Regions from separate parts of the Homo sapiens genome. Here regions 1, 2 and 3 are each linked to region 4. Evidence: chromatin contacts called from ENCODE Hi-C or POLR2A ChIA-PET data. All regions are on one chromosome and are shown on one strand. Each heading gives the region's core, a stretch centred on a gene start or an enhancer-like site at or near the end of the contact. The rest is flanking DNA. Distances are from core to core; before and after follow the strand shown.

Evidence for each region. A loop is a pair of places that touch in the nucleus more often than their neighbours do. ChIA-PET counts read pairs that join two places held with the same protein, here RNA polymerase II (POLR2A). Pooled maps may share reads with other maps.
Region 1: a map with no recorded cell type shows a loop between it and region 4 (7-fold over the local background). The contact joins two enhancer-like sites. A Hi-C loop is called at or near these places in 5 of 37 single-sample maps with no recorded cell type and 8 of 50 pooled maps.
Region 2: a loop to region 4 is called in a map with no recorded cell type, with 6 times the contacts of the local background. The contact joins the promoter of ZBTB25 here to the enhancer-like site in region 4. A Hi-C loop is called at or near these places in 9 of 37 single-sample maps with no recorded cell type and 7 of 50 pooled maps. POLR2A ChIA-PET finds 5 or more read pairs at or near these places in 1 of 52 experiments (activated CD8-positive, alpha-beta memory T cell).
Region 3: a loop to region 4 is called in a map with no recorded cell type, with 6 times the contacts of the local background. The contact joins two enhancer-like sites. A Hi-C loop is called at or near these places in 2 of 37 single-sample maps with no recorded cell type and 2 of 50 pooled maps.

The regions. Positions count from the first base shown.
Region 1 is chr14:61,661,260-61,665,146 of GRCh38, reverse strand. No RefSeq gene overlaps it. Among named protein-coding and RNA genes, the nearest start is that of HIF1A, 32 kb to the left of the region's middle. Within about 2 kb of position 2,471, at least 18 of the 41 ENCODE cell types and tissues checked have a DNase peak (open chromatin) inside an H3K27ac peak, as active enhancers do.
Region 2 is chr14:64,502,403-64,506,487 of GRCh38, reverse strand. ZBTB25 (zinc finger and BTB domain containing 25) reads left to right here and starts at 2,650. Exons shown (of 3, transcript NM_006977.5): 1 at 2,650-2,827. It overlaps ZBTB1 (zinc finger and BTB domain containing 1), which reads right to left and starts at 1,718. Exons shown (of 2, transcript NM_001123329.2): 1 at 1,542-1,718. RefSeq lists silencers at 1,409-1,518, 1,629-1,888, 2,489-2,918 and enhancers at 1,608-2,278, 2,379-2,468, 3,239-3,338, 3,399-3,518.
Region 3 is chr14:62,079,564-62,083,272 of GRCh38, reverse strand. It overlaps SYT16 (synaptotagmin 16), which reads right to left. Exons shown (of 8, transcript NM_001367656.1): 6 at 1,999-2,439. Among named protein-coding and RNA genes, the nearest start is that of LINC00644, 59 kb to the left of the region's middle. RefSeq lists an enhancer at 2,082-2,201. Within about 2 kb of position 2,077, at least 3 of the 41 ENCODE cell types and tissues checked have a DNase peak (open chromatin) inside an H3K27ac peak, as active enhancers do.
Region 4 is chr14:63,468,717-63,472,964 of GRCh38, reverse strand. All of the region lies in intron 2 of PPP2R5E (protein phosphatase 2 regulatory subunit B'epsilon), which reads left to right. Among named protein-coding and RNA genes, the nearest start is that of PPP2R5E, 73 kb to the left of the region's middle. RefSeq lists an enhancer at 1,231-1,310. Within about 2 kb of position 1,589, at least 6 of the 41 ENCODE cell types and tissues checked have a DNase peak (open chromatin) inside an H3K27ac peak, as active enhancers do.

The DNA of each region.
Region 1 (3,887 bases), core at 1,222-3,721, 1.8 Mb after region 4:
ATGTCAATAAATGGTTGCACTGTTAATAGTTGTATGGTATTCCATTTAATAAACCCACCGCAATTTATTTAATCAATCTCCCACTGAGAAACATTTGGATCAGCTCAAATTTTTCACTATTGGCATACATCTGATGACCTGATTTTTAAGGTGACTCTTCAAGCACTTGTAAAAGATATTTTGGGGCAGACTGTGGGAAGAGTAGAGTAGGGATATGAGGGAGCCCAGGGAGGGAAATGTTTTATGAATTGATATTGTTCTTGGTACATAAAGGACATCAGTTAACGGGAATGAGGTGGGGAAGGGATAGCGTGTAGTGGGAGAAAGTCAGAGAGGGTGAAATGACAGACATGGAGAGAGAAAGAGGAACCCATAAAGACAAACAGATGGAGAGAGAGAGAATGTGACAAGAATAGATATAGAGAGATTCAAATAATCCTCAAGGATGCTCAAAATAATAAAAAATAGTTTTGTGATGATTGCCAAAAAGGCCAATAGCATTTATAGAATTCAAGTGATGATACGTCATTGAAAGAAAGAAAAGGGGATTTTTCTGTGAGACAAATTGCCCAAAACCTGAGGGGGAGTTTTGTCATCAAAATACATAAGGAGTAATCTTTTAAAAACTCTGAAACAAAGAGCAAATAATTTAAAGAAATCTCGGCCAAGCAAGGTGGTTCATGCTTGTAATTCTAGCGCATTGAAAGTTTGAGGCGGGAGGACAGCTTGAAGCCAGGAGTTCAAGACCAGCCTGGGCAACATAGTAAGACTCCTCTCTAAAAAGCAAAAATAAAAAAAATTAACTGGATATAGTGGTGGGTGCCTATATTCCCAGCTACTTGGGAGGCTGAGGCACGAGGATCACTTGAGTCCAGAAGTCTGAGGTTGCAGTGAGCCATGATCGTACCACTGCACTCCAGCCTGAGTGACAGGCTGACAGAGTGGGACGCTGTCTCAGAAAAAAAAAGAAAAGAAAAAGAAAAAATAAAGAAATCTCATTCTACTTTACTTACCACACACATATGTTCATATCATGTGTTAAACATTGTCTTTTAAAAAATAGCTTAGGGCCAGATGTGTTGCCTCAGGCCTGTAATCCCAGTACTTTGGGAGGCCAAGGTGGAAGAACTGCTTGAGGTCAAGAGTTAGAGACCAGCCTGGGCAACATACTGAGACTCTGTCTCTATTTCAAAACAAGCAAACAGCTTAGAAAATCATTTTCTTTAACTCTTACCTCTGATGCTTTTAATTATGTGTTCTCTTATGGTGATTGGCTGGGGTTAAAATATTCTGTAGCATTGCTTTGCATCATAGCCCCAGAGAAAATGAAAGGGGAAGAAGGAGTTAGCTTCCCTTTTCCCCGCTGTTCTGCCTGCTTCCTGTTTCAGAAAAATTAAAATAAGGTGTGAACAGCCACTTTCTCTTGAACATATTCTTCCATATATACTGGGGTAGGGTGAGGCATGTATTTGTGGGGGCTGGAGGATGGCCTCTGTTACAAAATTTCCTATGGACATTCCTTATCTACACTAGTGGGGAACAATGAAAATTACTTGTACAATGAACATCACTTATACAGGACGCGTATTACGGTACATTCTAATTTTTAAAAATATCAACTCACATAAAGAGGAGGCCAACCCTGACTTATCTCATGGGCAAGCTGTATGGCACAAATGAAATTACTAATGTGAAAGTGTTCGGTCAACTCTAAAGGTCCTTACAAGTTTGTGGGTTTTTTTTTTTTTTCAGACAGAGTTTTGCTCTTCTTGCCCAGGCTAGAGTGCAATGGCATGATCTCGGCTCACCGCAACCTTCACCTCCTGGGTTCAAGCGATTCTCCTGCCTCATCCTCCGGAGTAGCTGGGATTACAGACGCCCGCCACCACGCCCAGCTAATTTTGCATTTTTAAGGGAGACAGGGTTTCTCCATGTTGGTCAGGCTGGTTTCGAACTCCCAACCTCAGGTGATCCGCCCACCTCAGCCTCCCAAAATACTGGAATTACAGGTGTGAGCCACCACGCCTGGCCACGTTTGAGGTCTTTTTAATGATTAGAAATTTCTTATACTCTGGCATCTGTAGAATCCATTCAAAGCCATAAATTTCTGCTTCTTTCCCACACCTGGTGGGAGAAATGGGGGAATAGGCCCACAAATCGCCTTGGCTTTTGTGGTCTCCCAGTATGCTCTTTTGCATGGACAGAAAAATGAGGGAAATGCTTTTACCTTCATCAAACCTATTGGAAATGGTTAAGTTTCCCTTCTTTTGACTAAAACAAAACTAAAAACCACAAGAAACCTACTCAAGATTGGCTCATATGAATCACATCCTGTGTGGAACCCTGTCCTGTGTCAATGACACTTAGACACAGAGCAAAGAAGGGAGAGGGTGGGTCACTGTTTCTAAATGCAACGAAGGGCACTTTCATTAAAGCACTAAGGCTGCATGCTCAACAGGTTTAGCATGACTCAGCAAGATGGGTCACTGAACACCATCCACCCAAGGGCAAATGAGCTTGTCCAATCACATGACCTACAAGATCAGGGGATAGCAAACCAGACCTATGGTTTGCTGAACAGCCTGCACAAGCCAGTCCCGTTACATACAGAACAGTCAGAGGAGAAGGTCACCGCCAGGGCAGTGGAGACCACTGCGGATCCTCTTCTCAACACTGCTCTACCATGTTACCTTGTGTCTAGTTGTGTGTCTGCCAACCACTTCTACAGAAGGTGCTGAGGCAAACCTCCTCAAAGGTTCTGATTTGGATCTTCCATTTGGAGAAGACTTTGAGTCTGTCCATATTCGTGGCTTTTTTTTCTTGCACTGGGAACTGATGCATTGCAGACACAAATGAGCCCAATGTATTTTAAGCGAGAAAAAGTTCCCACCCTCACCACCAATTACACCCTTGTCATTTTTTTCTTGTTCTAGTACCTACGTGTGATTTAGTACTTTCCGAGCATTCCATTCTTTCTGAAAGCATAAGCACTAATATGTGTAATTTGCTTGCCTTGTCATTCTGAAATCTTTTAATGCATACAGTTCAGACATCCTGTTTGTTTAATATGAGCAATGCCAACTTTATTTACTGTAATAAATGTACTTCTTTATTCTTCTGGAAAAAAAGGGAAATTAATTGAAAAAGACACATTTAAGCTATTCCAGTGTGTAATACAGAGGCTGCTGGTAAAATATAATACAATGTCAGGGAATTCCACAATCTTGTTTGCTTTTTGGTTTCATTTTCATATTTTTCTTAAATATGGCATTGCTACAGTACAAAGTAGAAGAACATATTTTAGTGTCTGATTCACAGTCTCTTTACTAACTTTGGAACTTTAAAACCTGGGCAACTCTGATAGTGAGAGGGTTCAAGAAAATTGACATATGTGGTGAAATGTACTTTTGTGGCCTAGCTTTGCGTTTCAGAGCTGTTATACAGTCAGATTTTTTTAAATGAATATCTGCAACTGTTCCAACAATTCTGGTTTATGAAAATGTTGCTGGTTTTGCATAGGAACTTCATAACCTGCATGATATTACTCATGGGTATTTGTGGGTTTTGCTTTAGATATGGAAAGGACGCCTCTTGGCAAACATATTTTTTCTTTTGCTTCTCAGAGGTTTTGTATTCAGCTCAAAAATCCCCAGTATCTGTTTCCTTAGGTTCATGGGCTCCTTTAAACTTTACATTTGTATTTCTATTTTTTTTTCCAGTCAACTTCATGGATGTTTTGGAACGTCCTTTGTGCAAATTCACTCCCCAATGTTGCAGAGAGATTTTGCTTCCTTTTACCCTCTTCCAGTTGATTTTCTTTTCTTTTTTTTTCTTTTTTTTGAGACAGAGTCTCATTGTCATCCAGGCCAGAGTGCAGTGGCACGATC
Region 2 (4,085 bases), core at 1,401-3,900, 1.0 Mb before region 4:
CATTTCGGCTCACTGCAACCTCCGCCTCCCAGGTTCAAGCGATTCTCCTGCCTCAGCCTCCTGAGTAGCTGGGATTACAGGCGCCCGCCACCACGCCAGGCTAATTTTTGTACTTTTAGTAGAGATGGGGTTTCGCCATGTTGGCCAGGCTGGTCTCGAACTCCTGACCTCGGGTGATCCACCCGCCTCGGCCTCCCAAAGTGTTGGGATTACAGGCGTGAGCCACTGCGCCCGGCCCAGTTTCCTGTTTCTTTAAGAGGAGGAACCCCCTTTCTAGCTCCCAAAGTCATCCAGTTATTATTGAGACTTTATTAGATATCCAGCAAGTGATTCAAAAGCAAAGTTTTGAGGTTCTGAGCAAATGTTGGCCAGCCATCATTCAAGCCTCATCTTTTTGTACTCAATTTTCCCCGTTTCTCCACATCATATCTATCTGCACTGACAAAATTTCATAGAATCTAATTTCTCCGTTTCAAAGAAGGCTGTGATTGCTCTGTAAATTATGAGACCTGCATCCTTCACCAAATCTGCTTCAGAGACATTGATCCTACGTTGCCTCAAAAAGCCTCGGACCACTCCTTGGGTTCGAGTGTCAAAGGGAACACTATTTCTTGTACTGATACATACCGTATGGAAATACACTAACACCAATGAAGAATCTGCGTGCACTGCCACACTGAAATTCGACTTAAGAACGTTATCACACACAAATGTCCTATCCCCAGAAAACGTCAAGGATTTTCATCAACCTCTTCCTGATTCGCCCAATTTAGAAAATGTCATGTCAACCCTTCAGATCATGTACACGCGTTGCTTAGGTAGAAAGGGAGACTGGGTGGGGTGGCTGAGCTCAGACCCTGCCTACATACTTTAGTAGTAACGACTCCCGATCTGCATCCAACACATTTACCGAACTTCTAGTAAGCGCCCACCGCTGCAAGCGAAAGCACTCCCTTCCCAAGAAACAGATCTTTTCCACTTAAAATTCCCAAACTCAGACCTTCCACTTTTTACTGAACAAAAAGCGTGTGTGCCGGCGAGAGGGGGTGGGAAACAGCGTAACAAGAATTTGCACGGATCTTACGCCTCCTCCCTCGGAGCGCGCCCAAGTCTGCAGCCTCGGGCTCCGGGACACTTCCCCTCCCACCCGCCGCCGAGCCGCAGCTGTAAGTTGAGAGAAGCGGGCTCTAGGCACGTCAATCAACCGGGTTCTCCCGCCTCCCGTCTACACCTCCCCTCCCCCCTCGAAAAAAATAAAGGCAGAGAAAGAAAGAAAAGAAGGTAACTAATTTGGGAACTAGTCTCCGTAGGGGCTTCGCCTCCGACTCAGGGAGGCCGCACGCCCGGGACCTGACGCGCCGGCAACAAGCAGGCGGCCTGGCAGCCGCCCGTCACCGGGTCCTCGCAGCGCGTCCGCCGCGCTCCGGCTCCCCGCACGGATCGGCGCCCCTCCGGCCCCGCACTCCGCCAGGCCCGCGGCCCGTCGCCCTCCGGCCTGGGCCAAAGTTGCGCAAATAGCCCCACAACTGGCAAATACTTACCGGCCGCAACAGGAACCAGAGCTGCGGAGATTTTAGGGAGTTTAAGGCAAATCAGCCGCGGGAAAGGCGGGCGAAGGCGAAGGGGCCGCGAGCTGCAGTGGCGGCGGCGCGCGGCGCTCGGCGCTCGGGCTGGGCTGCGCGGAGAGGCTCTGGCTCTGCCAGGGACTGTGCTGCAACAAAGGACTTCCGCTGCCGCACAGCCGCGCCTGCCGCACCGCACTGAGCCGGCCCCGCTTACGCGGCGACTCCGGGTCTGCCCACCAGTTCGCTGCGGCGTCCGCCAGCCTTCCCCTCCCTCTCGCCCGCCCACCCACTCTGCCGCTGGCTGCTAGGGGCACCCGCGGTCGCCTGTTTGTTGCAACAAGTTTCTGCGTCGAGCTCCGAGGAGGCTGGCGCAACCCGCACCGCGGGGGCCGTCGCGGCGGCGGCGGCTTGACCACCCCTCTTGCCCCTCTCAAGGGTAGGCTTGGGACCTCCTCCTCCTCCTGTTTGCACAGCTGGATGGAACTGGGCTCCTCCCGACTCCCCAGGGCAGGATGCGAGGCTGCTTTCCCACTCCGTCCAGATGTCAGACCCCTGCCCGTTGGGCCCAGCAGCTGGGCCGTCACTCGCGGTCCGCCTCGAGTGCTCCGGCAACCTCGCCCTGCCCCGTCGGTTCAGGGTCGCCCAGTCCCCGCGCCCCCCCGACCCCACCTTCCGTGGGCCTGCTGCCTCTGGCCCTGAGTCACTTCCCCCGCCATGCCCCACCTCGCCCAGTCCGCCTCTCCACCCAGGCTCCCGCGGCTCGGCCTCCCTGGCCCCGCGCCCTCATCCCTTCCCCAGCGAACACGCGGGCGCATCCTTCCCCACCCCCACCTTCACCCCAGAACTGAGGGGGTGCCTGTGCTTTTGCACACCCTGGGGAAAGTCCCCGGGTCACGCGGTTGTTTGTGGGGAGCCTGTGACGCTCAGGCTTGTCCCTATGCTTCCGCCTACAGAGTCACAACTGCGAACTGTGGCGGCGGCACTCAGAGCGCGGGCCGACCCCCGCCCGGCCACTGAGGCGGGCGGGCGGGAGGGCGCGCACGTACGCACGCACGCACGCACGCACACCCCGGCCCTGGCGCCCCTCTTTCCCCTGCTACCAGACACGCGGTCACGTGGGGCCATCGCGGGCTGCCGGCGCGGGAAGCCGCGCGAGAGGCGGCCGAGGGGTGCGTGAGCCGGCGCCACTGCTTGCAGTGCGCGGCTTGGGAGCCCGCCCCTCCTGCACGGAGGAGTCGGCCTGCCGCCGCGGCGGCATCTGGGTAAGCGACGCGGTCCTGCCCCTGTGGGCTGCCCCGGGCTCAGTCCCTCCTGCCGCGAGCCACCCAGGGCGGCGGCCTGCAGCTGCACCAGTCGCGGGACAGATGCAAGTAGCTGGGGAGAGGGGTGTTTTTGGTCCGATTGAGATGTCAGGCAGGGCACAGGAGGAAAATACATCCGCGAGTGAGCGCTGGGCCGACAATACCCAGAACCACCCTTTGCTGCTCGTAGGAGCGGCTGCCGGGGCCTGATTCAGGGTGGCACACGGGGTGCCGCGAAGGTGCAGAGCCGTCCCGGCCGCGGGTCCGGGTGCGACCCCCAGCAGGAAACCCCAGTAGGCCTGCGGCCTCCCTCGGGTAGCGCCGACCCCTCTTACGAGCGGGCGACTTTCCAGATGCTGGGAGGACGCTGCGGCTACTGTTTCCACTCCCAGCTTGTGATTACCTCGTTTCTAGGGCAAGAAGACATCCCCCCCTTTTCTATCTTCAAATTATGTTTATCTTGTTCTAAGCATATCCGGTTTTTCTTTTTGAAGCTTGACCCATCTTATCACCGTCTTCTCTGGCACTCAGTATTTGGAGTAATCAGTTGTTACCAGTTGCGGAGGCAGCGCATAGCACAACGTAGTACCTGGAACCTGACGGCACCTAGCATGTTTCAACAGTTAGCGCCCGCATCACCCCAAGGGATTAAATTTGGCATTCTTTCTCTTGAGACTCAAGTCCTGGCAGAGCTGTTGATCCTCTCACAAGATTCTGTCATGTATGTAAAGTACACTTTGGAATCTTAAATTTTAGAGCCGAGAGGTGCCTTATAGAAAATCTGTTTCATCCCTCTCGTTTTACAGAGAAGACACCAGGCCTGAAGAGCGTGATGTAGCTGGAGCTAGCTACACCTCTTGATAGCTAAGACTCCAAGGCTCCAGACACCTTGGTGATTGCACTCTCCACCATGCCAGGACCGCAGTGCCAGTTTACCCCACTCACCTGTAGAGAATGTATCCGGCGGAGGTCATTATATATACTTGGCTTGATTCAGGTTATGGAGAAGTCAGGCATGGCCACTGTGTGGGTTTGATGGTATTTCTAGGTGAGGTAGGCCGCCTATGGTGTATTTTTGGAACTAAAAGCCTACACCCCCCAGCCACCCCTGAAAGTTTCATTGCTGTTCTCTATTATTTGCAGCATTGGTTGCTTCCTTATGTTAAGGCATCAAAGTCTTCTTTAACAATCTGGATATATTTTAGTTAAGGGTAAATCG
Region 3 (3,709 bases), core at 828-3,327, 1.4 Mb after region 4:
TCAAATTTCTGACCAGAAACTCAATAATTAGAACCAATAAAAGGAATCAAATATTCTGCCCATCTGCAGGAAAGTATCCTGTTTACCAAACCACAGACATTTCTGCAGAGCGCCCCCCACCTAACCTGAGGCTGTATGGAACATAGTTTGTAAACGGCAGGGCTAGGTGGTCGTGATAGATGTCTTACAGACCCTGCTGTCTAGAAGATAAAAATTCAACAATGAAATATTTGCTTACTCTTAAGTGAGACTCACTCCCCCTCCTGTGCTCCTATAAAAGCTTCCCGCTGTGGCACCTGTCACTCACTGCTTGCCTCTCCCATCAAATTCTGAATCCGTATAAATCTCTCAGTCCCTGGTGCATAGCCTAATGTCTGGCACATAACTGTGCTCAACAAATAACTGGTGAATGAAAGACTTCCACCTGCAAAGTTCTTTTACACTAGCTCATTTTCCCCATTCAACTCCGTGCCACCAGCACACAGCATAGGGCCTAGCAAGCATAAATATGGGTGTGATCATCCCCATTCCCAAGCTCTATCACGCAGGATCCCTTCTGATCTCCACTGCATTCTGTTTTCCATCATTTCCGATGTGCTTTACTCAGATATTAAGAAAAAAGGGAGATCTGAGCAGAGCTGAGACATCATCTGGCTTATAACTTTAAAAAGCTCATTCTGGCTCCCATGTCCAGAAGAGTCTGTAGAGGCAAAGGCAGAAGTGGAAAGACCACCGCTGAGCAGCTATTTCAGTAATCCAGCAGAGAGCCAGGTTCTGGTTGTACCTGAAGATAGAGCCAATAGGATTTCAGGTGGAAAACAGAAAAGTCACAGATGACTTCTGAGATTTTTGACCCCAGCAATTGGAAGAATGCAACTGCCTTTAAGCAACATGGAGAAGACTGCAGGGGGAATAGATTTAGGGAGGCAAAAATCAGGATTTCAGGCCTGAAGACGTTAATTTTGAGACATCATTGGACATTTAAGCAGACAGATCTGCCACCACTACAGTCCAGACTTTCTGTCTCCTTTGTTCTTCCTCAGATATGACAAGCTTCCCCACTCCCCCGGCCACCCCACATCCTGACTGCTTGCATGTGCTGTTCACTCTGTCTGGAACTCTCATCCTCCTCACAGCACCAGCCTCGCTCTCTCGATGCTTTGAGTTCCGGCGTTTTATCACCACCTCAAAGAAACTTTCTCTGATCCTCTAAACAAGCGGCAGCCTATCACTCTGTCTCCTTGCCTACTTGGCCACCACTAGACTGCAAGCTCTCCAAGGGCAGAGGCATCGCCTGCTTAGTTCTTTCCTGCATCCACTTTGCCTATACCATAATTGACAGTAAACATCTCTGAATGAATGACTGATTGAATCCAGAGCCTACAGAGCTCCCTGATCTGTTAACGTGGTTTTGTAAAAGGAGATGGGCATACTACATGACATATAACCCACAGCAGTAGTGAGCTGCCCATCCTGTAGGCATGTAAATTATGACACCTTTCCTTGAAACCCTGTGGCAAGCAGGGAAATGGGGTATGAGGGAAGACGGTAGTAACACAAATGAAAGGTTTCAGAAGCAGCTGAAGTTCTGGGCTGCTCTCTCAGTCTGCCCCAGCATACCCGTTAAGAACCTTGCCCAGAAAGTCCCATCTCTGAGATTCATCATGATGCAGATTGGGGGCAGGAGGAGTAGGATCAGTTATCCACAATCCAGAGGGCCAAGCCACCTTCCCTGTTTTTCTCCATGCCCTCTACCACACTGCTGCTATTTTGTCCTAAAATGGACAGGGCATTTATCCATCAGGTTATCAGGAAGACAGGCATGAAAGACCCATTGTACCATGAAGTGCAAATCATGGCTTACAAGGGTGAGGAGAGCCAAATGGAAAATTAAATTAAAGTCTCTGAATTCACAGACTGAACGTACTAAATCAAGGGCTGACAATCCCAGGTCTTCGAACACACCACATCATTAGCAGCACCATTTAACATACTCACGCTTATATTACTTCTTGGCTCCAGAACCAGAGTCACTTTCATTTCCCCTTCTGGGTGCAGGTGGCTGAGATAGAATAGTTTCTCTCCCATCATTCTCTCTCGGGTCATCTTCCGGGCAGCGTACAGGCGGAAGCGGACAGCACAGGCAGCCACATCTCTGGGCTCCAGCTTGGCAAAGGTGACCTTCTCCCTGAAGACGGGGTTGGGCCCTCTCTGTATGTTCGTCCTGCCCCTGTGTTTCTTACCAGGCAGCAGCACTACATGAACTTGCCAGGAGTTGACACCACTTCGGTCCTTATCTGGGAGGCCCTGTGCCCTCACAATGGTCACTGTGAGCTTCTGGCTGGCGGCTCTATATTCAAAGATGACATCTAGGTCACCACACTTTGAGATGGGCTCTGAGACCCCGGATGGCACCTGCAAATTGGTCCTGTCCTGTTCCTGTTGCAGGCAGAGGAAACAATTAGAAATGGAAATGATGATACCCAATTACATTTTGGCCAGTTGGTGCCCCTTTGTGCTCCTTCAGAATCCCTGCTTTCTAACTGCCAGTGTATTCCCTCTATATCAGATAGGTCTGTTTACTGGTCTATCGCTGCATTAAACTGTGAATTCTTTGACGGCAAAGTGCCTAGCATATGGTGCGCCTTCGTGAATGTTTTTGGAATGGATAACTAAAGCTTTTATATTTTTGCAAAGTGTTTTCATATATACTGCCTCTCAAAAAGCACAATTGCCCAGGATCATTGAAACCAACTGAGATGCTAAATCTAAAATTAAGTCAACAGGCAATTGTCCATAGGCAACTTTTCCTTGTGTCCCTAAATACAGATGGTTGAGCCTGAGCCTGTTCTCCACAGGCAAGAGCTTTCTACAGACAAGAATTTTGATGGGAGTCCCAGGAAGGTGATGCTTCAGTATATTTTCAATCTAAGTGGGAGAAAAGGTTTAGGGCTGAGCTTCTCAAACTTTAATGTAGACCTAAATCATCTGAGGATTCTGATTCAGTAGGTCTGGAGTGGAGCTTGAGATCCTGCCATTTCTGGGACAGGCACAAGGGATGTTGACGCTGCTAGCCTCGGCTCACACTTTGAGCAGCAAGGATTTAGGAGGACACCTCCACAGCCCTTTAGTAAACAGCAACACTGAGCCTGGAGCCAGAACACCTAAATTGAAATCATAACTCTACCACTGACTAGCTTTTTTACCCTGGCCAAATAGACCAGCCTCTCGGTAGTCTAGCTTAAAAATGCACATTAATGTGCCTACTTGCTGGTGTGTTGTTGTGAGGTTTTCATTGATATGAAAATACCTGGCTTAGACCAGACTGCATAAATATCTATTCCCACCACTGGACTGGTGCTACCTATTCTCAAACACACATCCCTCTTTATGGAATGTCACCCTTGGGTAGCAATTTACATGCAGCCACTCAGATCTGATGACCTTACTGGGAAAACTGAGCTAGGCTGCATTTATTATAATGAACCACCCCACTAACAAATTATAAATAATGTCAATAATAATTCTATTTTCCTCTGAAGGCATGATCCTTACCTGTAACTAAACTTTGATCTGATTCTTATTGCAAACCAGTTCTTATTTATGCAATTGAACACCAGAACTTGCTAATTTAGAGATCTCGTTTCAAATTATAATACAATGCCTCAAAATGTGCATCCATCAATGAAACTTTCCCACATAGTCTGGG
Region 4 (4,248 bases), core at 340-2,839:
CTGATGACATTGTTTTTGGCTAATTTGATTGCCTCCCTTCAGCCCCCGCTAAAACACTTCTCATTATGTTTGCTCCTGTCCCACATTTCTGTGTTGTCAGCCACATGAAACCCAGGTTACCCTGCAGTTTGTAAAGTCCTTTCTGGCCAGGTATGTCCTCATTCCTCCCTCTCATTTCCCACTCTTTCTAGTCACCTGTCTTCCATGCCCTAGACATGCATATCTTCTTATAATTTCTCCCATAATGTGCTCACTCTCACCTCTGTGCTGTTCTTGTCTAAAATATCTTCCACCTTTCCTTTGTTTATTCCTTGTTCTATTCATGCTTCCTTTCTGTCCCATCACTAGCTGAAAGCAATTCAACCTAACTGGCTTTCTAATTGACCTTAGGCTGTGCTGGTGATAATACAGGTTTGAACTCTCAGTTAGACTCCAAATCATATGCAAGTTCAACAAATGTCAGGTGTTCAAAACAAAATGAAACAACCAAACTTCTGTGTCATTACATTTTCCTGAACAGTAAATTAAATCCAAACAAGGTTGAAGTCTTGAAGTAAGCCAGCTTTAGTGCAAAGGAGAAGGCTGGAAGGTTAGAGAAGACTTTGAATCATCTTTTGAGAGACTTAACACTAATGTAAAGGGGTCCTTTATTTTATTTTTTTTTGAGATGGAGATTCACTCTTGTCACCCAGGCTGGAGTGAAATGGCGTGATCTCAGCTCATTTCAACCTCCGCCTCCTGGGTTCAGCCGATTCTCCTGCCTCAGCCTCCTGAGTAGCTGGGATTACAGGCGCCTGTCACCATGCCCGATTAATTTTTGTATTTTTGGTAGAGATGGGGTTTTGCCATGTTGGCCAGGTTGGCCTTGAACATCTGACTCAGGTGATCCACCTGCCTTGGCCTCCAACAGTGCTGGGATGACAGGCATGAGTCACTGTGCCCAGCCTAAGGGGGCTTTTAAATATTAACAGAAATAACAGGCCAGCTGGAGAATCTTTCTAACCCTTGGTAGTTGCATTTTGCTTGGTACAAAGAGGAGATAGATGACAGAATGCTTGTCTTCCTCAATCTATGTTAAAGAGTCTGTTAGGAAGATTAGGAAGATTAACCCTTCCAGATGGTCCCTCCAGTGTACGTTGTAGATATTAGATGAAAACAAAAATGATCAGTAGTGATAAGCCAGCTCTCATTAGTCTTTAGCAGAGGTGGGATAGTGTACAGGTGCCAGATTGTGGAGGTCTGAAGCTCAGCAGGGCCCCCTTTCCAGCTGTGTGATGGTGGGCAAGTTGCTAAATATCTTTGGGCCAATTTTTATATGTAAAAATAAGGTTGGTAATACCTACCTCACAGCATTGTAGAAAGGATTAAAGGAGTTAATACATGTAAACTCCTTATAATAGTGACTGCCACAGAGTAAGTGCTTACTAAGTTTTTACTATTATTATGTATACATGATATGACTGGGAAGGGATGACTCATTCAAGATTTTCAGAAACTATTTATTGTGAAACAGGAAATGGCTCTTTAGAATGCGTATCTTTTTCTAATACCTGACCTGTCTTCAGTGACTCTTGTTTATTTTGGGTTATTCATTCATTAATTAACAAGTGTATTTTGACATTGCTTATAGTCAAGATCCTGAAAGAGTGTATTGTCTGTAGGAGATCATGATATTTTCAATAGAGGATAGATTCTGAAAACTTGTGAGAGTTGTATGAATGAGGTTCTTCTGGCCCATCTGGGTCTATGAACAATCTATACATAAGACATCTGGTTTTATCAGAAATTTGAAACTTACGCATTTTTATGTGTACTCTCCATTCTCAAAGAGAGCCTGGTGCGTGTTTTTGCAGATTTATGTAATATGAGAGTTTCTGGAATCTAGATGAATGTCATTCAGAGTGGTCTCTCTTGAACTTGCCCCACTTGGCTTTTTTCAAAGAAATGTTGTCATCTGCATGCTATGCTTGCTTTGGACTTCAGGGTGGGGTAAAAAATGGCTCAGAAGCTATTGCTTGGTCACCTTTGTAATATCAGGGTGCATTAATGGTACAAGCAAGCAATGTAGATTGTCAAAATTTCAGAATTAGACATTTTATCTTTTTATTAGGATGCTGTAATTTTTTTTTTTTTTTTGTAGAGACGGAGGTCTTTCTGTGTTGATCTTCCCACCTCAACCTCCAAAAGTGTTGGGATTATAGGTGTGAGCCATTGTGCTCAGCCACGTTTTTTTTTTTTTTTAATCTGTTGATAAAGGCTTGTTTTTATGATCCTGTGAAAGTAGATTAGGTGTCAATAGAGTCTTCAGATAATTTGCTTGTTTTATGCTGGAAATTCCTATTAAAATTATGCAATTGGATGAAGCCATTTTGTTATTGTCACTATGAAGTATTTTTTAATAATATAAATATGTTCTTCCTAGAGATAACCCCTTAACCCTTTAGTAGACAGGATAATCAATCACCACATTATCAGAGGGCAAGTCGGTTTTTTTTTTTTTTTAAACTTATGGAAAGGTTATGAGTGCAGAGTGTGATTGTGGAATACTGTGTGCCTTGGGGTTGGAACTGGGCTATAAGTAGGGAGGTAGGAGGCTGGATGCAGGGGCTCACACTTGTAATCCCAGCACTTTGGGAGGTCCAGGCGGCAAGGATCCCTTGAGCCTAGGAGTTCAAGACCACCCTGGGTAACATAGTGAAGCACTGTCTTTACAAAAACTACAAAAATTAGCTAGGTGTGGTGGTGCATGCCTGTAATCCCAGCCACTTGGGAGGCTGAAATGGGAGGATTGCTTCAGCCAGGGAGGTCGAGGCTACAGTGTGCTGTGACTGTGCCACTGCACTCTAGCGTGGGTGACAGAGTGAGACCTTGTCTCAAAAAAAGTGGGGGGTGTGGGGAGGTAGGAGATGAGGAGGACAAAAATCATTGTTTATTCTTTATAATCCTACTGCCACATTTATCTGTCCAAATAAATGGAGAGGAGGAAGTATTTCATTTTGGTGTAAAATTATCCCTTCTGGTTCTTTGTAGTGAAGTTGTTTTTACACGTTAGCCATTGACCCAGAATAATAAAACTGAATATCTTGCAGCCTTGGTTCTCTTACAGGTAAAATGGGAATATTAACATGTATTAGGCAGGAATTTTGTAAGATTTTAATGGGAGGATATAATGAAGGACCTAAGCTGGAGGTCCATTTCCTTGTCAGGTGCTTTTTTCTTTTCTGTCTCTCAACTTGGTCCATGAAATTCAGATACTTTACTTGATTTTTTTGAAACGGAGTCTTGCTCTGTCGCCCAGGCTGGAGTGCAGTGGCACGATCTCGGCTCACTGCCAGCTCCGCCTCCCGGGTTCACGCCATTCTCCTGCCTCAGCCTCCTGAGTAGCTGGGACTACAGGCGCTCGCCACCACGCCTGGCTACTTTTTTGTATTTTTTTAGTAGAGATGGGTTTTCACCGTGTTAGCCAGGATGGTCTTGATCTCCTGACCTCGTGATCAGCCCGCCTCGGCCTCCCAAAGTGCTGGGATTACAGGCGTGAGCCACCGCGCCCGGCCACTTTAATTGTATTTTTTGCCATTATTAATAGGTGCAAATCTTGCTTCCCCCTGGACTGTACTTTTTTTGAGAGTAGATCCATTTGTTTTCATTCTTTACAACATATGCCCTTATAATATCTTCTTGTACCTTTTTTTGTAATGTAAAATGTTTTAACTTTTATATTTATCTATATGGTCATTTAATTAGGGTTTCTCTCCATTTGGTCTGTAAGCTTCATGAAGGCTAAGAACATGAAGTTTGGTTTTGCTTAATAGTGTATATTTATAGCCTAGACTAGTGCCTGGCATGTAAAAAGTGTTCTGTAAATATTTGTGGAATGAATGAATGAATGATTAAGTTAAACATGGTAGATTCTAAACAAATTCGTGTTGTGGGAAGGTTGAAACCACCTATCATATCCCTTCCAGACTTAGTCTGAACCCTTCTAGGAGGCAATTAAAAGTTTGCAAAATTTTAGTTAAGTCCTTAGATCTCTAAATAACAGAGTGTGTGGGGAAAAGAAAGGTTTAGAGATACTTTGAAGTGGTTTAGTATTTTATGTTATTTTAGTGGGAGGTTAATACTGTTTGTTTTGAATATGTTGTAAAGAACTCTAAGTGTAAGTTACTATTATTACTTTTAGTTAGTATATATAAGTATTAATATTTGTGAGTATGATACTAATTTAAAATTTTGGCTCCAAGGACAAAG